Regions from separate parts of the Homo sapiens genome. Here region 2 is linked to region 1. The links are chromatin contacts, found by Hi-C or POLR2A ChIA-PET in ENCODE. All regions are on one chromosome and are shown on one strand. Each heading gives the region's core, a stretch centred on a gene start or an enhancer-like site at or near the end of the contact. The rest is flanking DNA. Distances are from core to core; before and after follow the strand shown.

What was found. A loop is a pair of places that touch in the nucleus more often than their neighbours do. ChIA-PET counts read pairs that join two places held with the same protein, here RNA polymerase II (POLR2A). Pooled maps may share reads with other maps.
Region 2: a pooled map shows a loop between it and region 1 (14-fold over the local background). The contact joins two enhancer-like sites. A Hi-C loop is called at or near these places in 2 of 37 single-sample maps with no recorded cell type and 2 of 50 pooled maps. POLR2A ChIA-PET finds 5 or more read pairs at or near these places in 1 of 52 experiments (activated naive CD8-positive, alpha-beta T cell).

What each region holds. Positions count from the first base shown.
Region 1 is chr10:4,129,406-4,133,886 of GRCh38, forward strand. No RefSeq gene overlaps it. Among named protein-coding and RNA genes, the nearest start is that of LINC00702, 110 kb to the right of the region's middle. Within about 2 kb of position 2,311, at least 8 of the 41 ENCODE cell types and tissues checked have a DNase peak (open chromatin) inside an H3K27ac peak, as active enhancers do.
Region 2 is chr10:6,926,091-6,930,571 of GRCh38, forward strand. The region is part of intron 3 of LOC105376387 (a long non-coding RNA gene); the gene reads right to left. Among named protein-coding and RNA genes, the nearest start is that of LINC00707, 150 kb to the left of the region's middle. RefSeq lists enhancers at 1,805-2,224, 1,956-2,045. Within about 2 kb of position 2,306, at least 13 of the 41 ENCODE cell types and tissues checked have a DNase peak (open chromatin) inside an H3K27ac peak, as active enhancers do.

The DNA of each region.
Region 1 (4,481 bases), core at 1,061-3,560:
CAGTTTGGGTTTGGGTTTGGTAAGCCTGGGTGACCCCACTATGATTTGTCTGGTCTGTTGCGATCGCAGGAGTTTAGTCCAAAATAATGGCCTCAAATTTTGTTGAACAATCTATACGGAAAGCAATATCCACCTCTGAACATTTCACAAAACACATCAGTGTAAAGTGTTGAGAAATCTTTTTAACTTAAAAAAAAAACAAACAAAATCTCAAGATTTCACAATGTTTTTTGATTCTGACATCTCTCCCTCTCCCACCTCCATCCCCTTCACTCAAGGTGCACCTATCAATAGCTTGAAAAACACAAGTGTGGGATAGGCTGTTTTGGATCATAAAGTTCTGCTCAAAGGGTGAATCCATTAGCCACAAGTCACTGGAGCTACTGTCTGCAATGACAAATTTGTTTCCACTAATTGAGAAGCCAGTAAAGGCATCAACTACAGATGTAAAATTTTCTTCATGTACAAGAAGGGGGAAAAAACAGTAACTCCACTGTGGCACTACCACTTTGCACTTGCTATTTATGGGATGGTTTTCTTCACAAGGAAAAAAAAAAGTACAAGTGGGAGCATTGGCAACTGTTAATTACAATGAGATAATGATCATTCGATAAGGAAAGAAATGGATTATGAGTCAAAAAATAAATATTGTGGAATCTGCGTGTAACACAATGTTTATTTTGGCACTTTGACTCTCCCACTAAATGATCTACGGGCAAAATTCAGTTGCAGACCTGCGATCGGGGGCTCCATGCCCCTATGACTTGTGCTGTCTAGATGGTGAGAGACGCTGAGAAGCGACCGCAGGAATCCCATCCTAGAGTGGTGGCCTCCTCTAGAGTGGTGAGACCTGTGACTGACTTATTCTAACCAATGCAGCGGCAGGGATGGCAGGTCCTTGTCTTGATAGAACAGCTGCTTCTGTGGCAGGGATGTGGTACAGCTGCCACAATATCATCATGTCTGTGATATGAGAGATCGAAATAGACACCCCTATATCGACAAACATGGACCCTAAGCTAAAGGGAACGGAGTTACCTATGTCTCAAAGGTTCAGAGCCTGGCTGGTGTGGCAAATTTCCAAATTTACACAGGTACAAAACAAACCACACTCGCTAAGCTCCCTCACAATGGTTGCTATCAGACCCCTCAAAGCTCTGATTTGCAACCCAGACCACTACCATTCTGATAGCTTTACAAACATTCTTTTCTGATAAACAATGGCAGACTTGAAGGCAGCTTCAGCAGCTTATAGAGGCTGTGCACAAACTGTTTTTGTTTCCTGCAGTTCATCTGTTGACATAAAGGGCTAATCCCACCTCATTTTAATGCTGAAACCCTGCCCCAAAGTGAACACGGGATGTATGTTACATACACATTCACCCATTGCACATGCGTTCCACTCTCCTCTTAAATATGTATAGCTTTTCCCCCAAACTTGCAGACCATGTGTGAGTCTATTGTGTAATAAGACCCCATGAGGCATAAAACCAACCCCTTCCTTCCTTCCTCAAAGAGAGAGCACCTTTGCCTCATTCTACGTAGTTCCTGCTGGAGTCTCCTGTGGTTGTGGTTGGGTCGTCTAAATTACTACAAAGAGCAAAAAAGCTCTGACATAAAAATGGTCTCTTATTTTCTTAATCTTTGTGTTTCTCAGGTGCACTGTTGTGAAGAGACCTCAGCATACGTGTCCAGAGCAGTTAGTAAACATTTAGTGAAAATCCATAAAGAATTTGTAAATGCTCTCTCTATAAATCCCTACCTGGACTCTTTCATTTTTTCCCCCAGTTTCCAGTAAGAGTACAAAGTTATGATTTTTACACGAAGATTTGTTTTCATCCCCTATTACTGTACCTTATGACATCCTGGCAAATAATAACAATAAGAAATGGGAACGATAACAGTAATTCTACTTTTGAAACACCTTTTGTCTGTAAACATATATACACTTTCTGTAAGTGTCAAGGGATATATTTAATCATGATACTAATCCCCGAGAACTTTGTGTTTTGTCTCAAAATTCAAATAGACACAGGGCCCTTTGTTTGGACTTAGTTGGTTGCACAACGCTTCCAAAGTTAGCGTGTACTGTGAAGTCAACTGGGATTTTCAAGACATTTTTATGTACACTAAATATGTCTTAACATGATCTTAATGAAAGATGTAATAATTGACTGGCAGATGGAAGAGGCAGCAAGAAAATTGTAGTTTAGTAAAATAAAGTTTCACATTACTATATCAATATTAGGTTTTACACTAAAAGGAAAGCTAAATTTAGGAGCTTTATTACATACTAGCATTGACATGAGTCATTTCCTCTCCATTAAAGCAACCAAAACCCCAACTTCCTATCTTAGGCTATAATCTGCACCAGCCAGCAGATTTCAGATCTCAATTCTGCATGTTTGAGTTCCTCAAAAAAAAAAAAAAAAAAAAAAAAAAATCTCAGTTTAAGTTTGTACTTTCAGTGGAATTTTAAATAATTCCAAGAATGAGAATAGCTAACATCAAGCATCAGATATTAGTCAGAACAGTTTCACTTTGAGCAATAAAATTAGATCTCAGTTGAAATTTGCAGATACTGGGAAAGGAAAAGTGAAGTACTTACATCTTCACAAAATAAAATGACTTGTATCAAATTGAGCACACCCACTAACACAGACACTCACAGACACACACAGCGAGACAACACAGAGATACAGATGACACACACACACTCACAGACATATACAGCGAGACAACACAGAGATAGAGGACACACAGACACACTCGCAGACACACATGGAGATAGAGACAGAGGCACAGACACAGACATACACCAACACAGACACAAGCAGAAACACAGACACAGACACACACACACACACAAGGAGATGCACAGAGACACAGACACACACACACACACCAACACAGACACAAGCAGATGCAGAGACACAGACACACACACATAGACACACACCAACACAGACACACAGAGACACAGGCACATATACACACACCAACATAGACACAAGCAGATACAGAGACACACACACACACGCACAGACACCAACACAGATACAAGGAGATACACAGAGACACAGGCACACACACACACAGACACACCAACACAGGCACAAGCAGATACACAGAGACACAGGCATACACAGAGACACACCAACACAGACACATGCAGATTGTGTGAGACAGACACACGTGCACACAAACTTCACCAACACGCACACACCCAATAATGATAAATGCTTCTCCACTTCTGTGTTTTGGTGACACTAATAATCTTGTACTTTCTTTGACACAGTAGCCCATTTTCTGTTCAAAAGCAACAGAAAAATATGTCATCTAGTTTACTGTTTTTAGAATTGTAGGATATTTTTGTTTCAGCCTCAATAAAATTACTTCTAAGTCCTTCTAAGTTTTGAGTGTCTTCTAATTTCTTCATTCCTCTAATGAAAGGTCCGGTCATGTGTAGATATCACCCCTGTGGGGACCCCCTCACATTGCACCTGACCTTGGCTGTGCTGCTGTCTGCCTGTGGATGGAGTGGATTGACAACGGTGGCATTCACATGATGAGAAAAATGCTCCTGGGGCCGCGCTCCTGGCGAATGGCTTTGGAAATCAACAAAACACAGTCCCACTTTTGTCTGTGACCAGTCTTCATGGCATATCAGTTAGAGTGGTGTGCTAAATTTTGAGACCAGGTGGACAGAAGTGAGTTAAATGTTTTCAAGTGATCAATAAAGACAAATACCTTTATTGGGTACTCATCTCAAGCTCTAGGAATGGAAAAATACAAAGATGCGTAGTCCGTATTACTCCTTCAAGGAGTTTAATAATTAATTGAACATAAAATTCCTATATATGTGTATAAATACATATATTTTAATACCTACACAATGAAAACATCATTGTGTAGCAAGTAGTCCTGTAGGAAGGTTAAAACCTTGTTTTCATCCTTATCTTATTTTTCTCACCTCTCGTAATCCAAACTATTGAAGGACATTGTTGAAGCGAGTAACAAGGACTAAAGGACCAGAAGGTCACAAAAAAGAATGCATCACTGAAGAAATAAAAAACTAAATAAATGACTCAACTTTTTCTCACAAAGCTAGTCAATAAATTCAATGTTTTAAATGTGACCTGTGGACACCATTTAGACAGGTTTAGAAATATTGTATGTTGTTGAATCTGAGTCTGAATGGATTCAATGACCTTGTGAAGGAAACAATGACCCCTATTTTGTCTAGTGAAACATGTAGCATTTACAAGCAGAACCTACTCCAATTAAAATAGAACTAAAATTAAATTACTTAAGCATCCAGCATACTAAAAAAACTAAAATCATCATTTTACTCACAAGGTAGAATCAACCTAAGTTATTTATCTCTGTATCCAATCCTTAAATACTTCGTTAAACTTGCAAAATTTTAAAGTTGAATAAAATTCATCAACGTTTATCTGAGTGTGTTTCTGCTGTGTGCA
Region 2 (4,481 bases), core at 1,056-3,555, 2.8 Mb after region 1:
TGACATTTATTTTACATCTATCATTTTCTTTCTAGGGCTTTTTCACTATATGTTACTATATTACTTTATTTTTCTCATTTCTATCCTTCAGGACTCTTTGTCTTTTTATCACGCCGTCGATTCTCTCTTGTGACCACTGGATTTCCTTTTCGTTTCTATGACGGTTTCGCTTTTTCTTCTATTTATTTTCTGAGTTCTCCTCATTCCTGTCTTATAACCTGCAGTTGTCTCTCGGCATTCTCCTGGAATTATTACATTTCCACTTTGTGGCATTCCTTCTTAGTAGTAATTGCTTCATTATGCTCCTTAAAATCTGGCAAAATGTTTGGTTGCAGTTCATCTTTGCTCAGTGGCACTGTTTTTAGGAGAATAATCCGTATCAGTTGGAAAGCTTTGCAGATCTTTTCCACATATTTATTCACAATAAATTTTCTTACTGTTTATCATTAAAAACTTGGTTTTTTATGACCCAGCTATTGGCAGACTAGTCCTATAGGCAGAGACAAAGCAGGGCAGTCCTGGCTTCACAGCAAAGGGCTTATTCCTTCACTGCCACAGAAACAGAATGCTCACTGTGAATATTGCTCTTCTGTGTGAGACTGGATTTCCATTTCTGGGGCCATCGTGACTTCTACCACCAGCTTTCCTTGTCCTGGCACAAGATATCCACTGTTGCAAATGAGAAATATAGCTCTTGTACTACCAGACTATCAGTTTTTGCATTTTTATGGATCTTCCTGAATTTTCCTTCTTATGAGTCCACTCATTACTCTCTGAGCTTCTGATTTTTCCTACTCTTTCCTACTGCTCTTCCTTCCATCTGCTTCTGCCTTATTTGGGGCTTTTGAAAGTCCCTACAGGTATTTTGAAGTCAGCATATCATCTGATTTCTAAATTTCATGGACAGTTGAATTTGCAGGACTTAGGAAATTCTTCTAGTTTTTTGTTTGTTTGTCTGCTTGCTTCTTTAGGAGAAGAAGGAGAAAACACTGATGGATATAGTCATGTTCATAAGAAGATCTCTTCCGAGTGTTTGATGCAACCTCTGCTTCCGCTATCCCATCTTCTCACACTCCCCTTTGTGCTAGTTCTTCTCATCTGCATGCAGCTTCTTTCCTGTCATTTGACCATCATGGAGAAGCTCTTTTTTCATGAACATTTTCCTTCTGAAAACCACATATGTCCCACTGTCAGTTTTGCACATCTATTTCATTATCAGACTTGAAAATGTATCCCTCTTATCCATTTCCTTACTTTATCAAAAATGTTGGAAATGAATAACATATGGAATGTACATTAACTTAGTTACCATCATTTTAGTTGTCCATCACCAGTACCTAATCATGATGGTTAGTTCATGGATGAATTTTCAACGAATATGCATGCAACAATGCTAGGTGTGTCAATGATGGTTCCTTGACTTAAATGAAGTATATGGTCTGCTTAAATCACCTGCCTTTTTCTGTGATCAACTAATTTAAATTAAGAAATGAAATAAAAAATTATAGCAGGGAGCCTTGAAGGTAGGTTGAAAACTGTCTGCTGAGTCAGTAGCTCTATTTTTATCCAAACAGACAAGAAGACAGCAAGCCCCTTGACTTGTGGTTTCCGTTCTCTCATTTCCTGTGTGCACCCACATGAACCATGTGCCCTCCCTGACTCCCTGCCTCCACGTCTAGAGAAGGAGGCGTGGGTCTTCTCTAATTCCCCTTGTGTGCTTGACTTGTTCCCCACCACCCAAGGGCTAAGGCTTAGGCACTGCGTTGAAAACTTCAGCACAGCAGGGAACCTCAGCCACTCTGTCTTCTATCCATCCTCCCTCATGTCTTCTCTGTACTCCTGTCTCTATCAGTTGGCACCTGGGCCTCCGCCTGCCTTCACCTCCTTGTCTCCATCCTTGCAATGAATGCCGTAGTATGACCACCTCTTCTTCTCCAGTGTAACTTCACTCTGGCACTATTTTCTGAAACTTGTGGACCCTCCATGCCACAGCTACCCTAAACCCACTCTCCTGAGAAGCCCCAGTTCCCAGAACGGAAGTCCAGGTCGGCCCTCGGCCGCCACACTTCCCTAAACAGCAGCTGCCTAAGAGTCTGTGAACCTGCACAATTTTCACTAGCAGTGTCTCAACAATTAGCCGGTGCCTCACAAGTGGGGCAGATGGTATAGCCAGGAATGAGAGTTTCATGTTTCTTCTGATTCACATGCATTCCTATCTAAAGGCTGTTTCCTTTTAGAGACAAACTAATTTTTTCTCTTTCGTCCTTTGCCTGGGCTTTATGTTTACTTCTACAAGCTGGCACTTCCGATGGTTTCTAGAGAGCTCATTGGTGCTCTCTCTCTCTCTAACACACACACACACACACACACACACACACACACACACACTATGTACACACCTCACAGGAAATGGAAACTTGTTCCCATTATGGGTCCTGAAACAAAGCTCTGTGGATATGCATGTGCTACTTAGATTTTCTATCCCAGGAAATGAGTTTAAATACCTACCTCCCCAACAAATTTTTTTTTCAGAGACAACAGACCTCGGAAGACAAGTGGAAGTTGAAACTCTCCTTGAATGCGGTTCTTGGGAGTTGGAAATCTCCATTGCCGTTGCTTCCCCATGGAAGGCTTTGCAGTGCTAAATGGCTTATCTCCATGACAACCAGAAGAGCTGGTTGTTGTTTTTTTTTTTTTTTTTTTCTGCTGGACATTTTTTTCTAGATTTTACTTCATATTTAAAATAATTAAAAGTGTTTATCTCAGTACACCACAACCAGTCATTTACTGGGCCAGTGTCAGGAGGCAGTTCACATCCGTTTGGGGTCCACTCAAACCACCTCCATGCTGTCGGCCTTCAAAGTTTCCAAGAGGTTTGGTTTCTCTTTGAAATCTGGCTTCTCACTTGCGCACTGTATAACTTTTAAACAGATTAATTTTTTTAGTTCCTTATATATAAGTTTTCTGCATGTAAAAATTTAAGATAATTTTATGTCAAGAAGAGCAGAGAAGATGTATTAGATAAAGTGTGAGAGACTGCCTGATAGAGCTGAACACATGGGAAGCATACAAAATATTCATCTCTCTGCTTATTCGTTTCCTTAGCAGAATATCTGGCTGCAGCTTACTGTAGCCATCCTGTCATCAGTTCCCAAACGGGAGGAATGCCATGGTCTCTTGACAGAGGCTCTCTTGCACTGTTGGAGGCAAGGGCCTGCTGTCCTGTCAGGTTGGCCCATTTATCCAGTTACTCGTGAAATATCTTGTTCTCTCAGAGAATCAACCGGCGGCTGTGTGCTGACTTCACAAAGAAAAATCCATTCTCTCACCAAGTAGTTGTCAAGCATAATAAAGAAAAACTGGCAGAATAATTGGGGTGGTTGCTGAGTCTAACTCAATATCGTATGAAAGAAAATATATGGAACAGTGGTGTTTAAAGAGAACTGCACACCTCTGTTTGTATGGCAGGCTCAAACACAGCCAGTCAGACGTATGTAGAGTCAAAGTGAGGAAGTGGAGGTCATTTAGACTACTGGTAGACCCAGAATTCGAGCCAAAACAGAAGCAGAAAACAGAAATAGATGCTTCAGGATCTGTCTCTCTGCCAAGCCAACCCAGCGATTCTCATCAGAAACCTCAACAAACAATTGGAAGAGAAACAGGTAGAAATTGTGGTTCAATTTTAAGGTATCATTGTGTTTATTTTGAAGCACTTTTTTCTTCAAGATGGAAATCATTTTAGTGTCTTATTTAGTTATAAATGTGATGAATACTTGCTGCAAAAACAATCAGAAGAAACAGTTTTATTGCTTTATTTAGTTAAAATGTGATGTAAAAACAACCAGAGGCTACAAAAAATAGAAAAAAGAAAAGAGAAAAAAGATGAAAGAAGGACAAGAATGAAAGAAAGGAAGAAAAAGATGAGAAGAAAACACGTGAAAGGGGTCATAGTATGCCACCCCAAAATATATTATTTTGGGACATTGATTATTTTGAGCTGTAGATGATCAAGAAACAGCAGATCCAGGAAGATTATTTAGAGCTGAAGATGATTGAGAAATAGCAGATCCAGGAAGAGCTGTCTCCCCACTTTCTATGTATATAAAAGTGGGGCATAAATTTTCTGTAAGAAAAGTACCCCCCAGGTGCCAGGAAGAGGAGAGAATTTTTGTCAGAGATGGGGAGTCGAAGCTGAGATGAATCCATACAAACAAGCCTACTAAAATTATATTTGCCTTCCATTAATTTTCCCTATGTATTTCTTAGTAACTGTCCCATGGTTTGCCTCCCCAAACCCAAACCCCTTTCTCCCTTGACTGTCCATGTCTCCATAATTTATTATTATCTGTTAAAATGATATATAGGTTCTTGTGCCTTTTCACCTCTTTGAATTCTCATTTCTTACATATGAAAGGCCCCATATACACATAAACACATTAGTATCAAATAACATTTGTATGCTTTCCCTCCTATTAACCTGT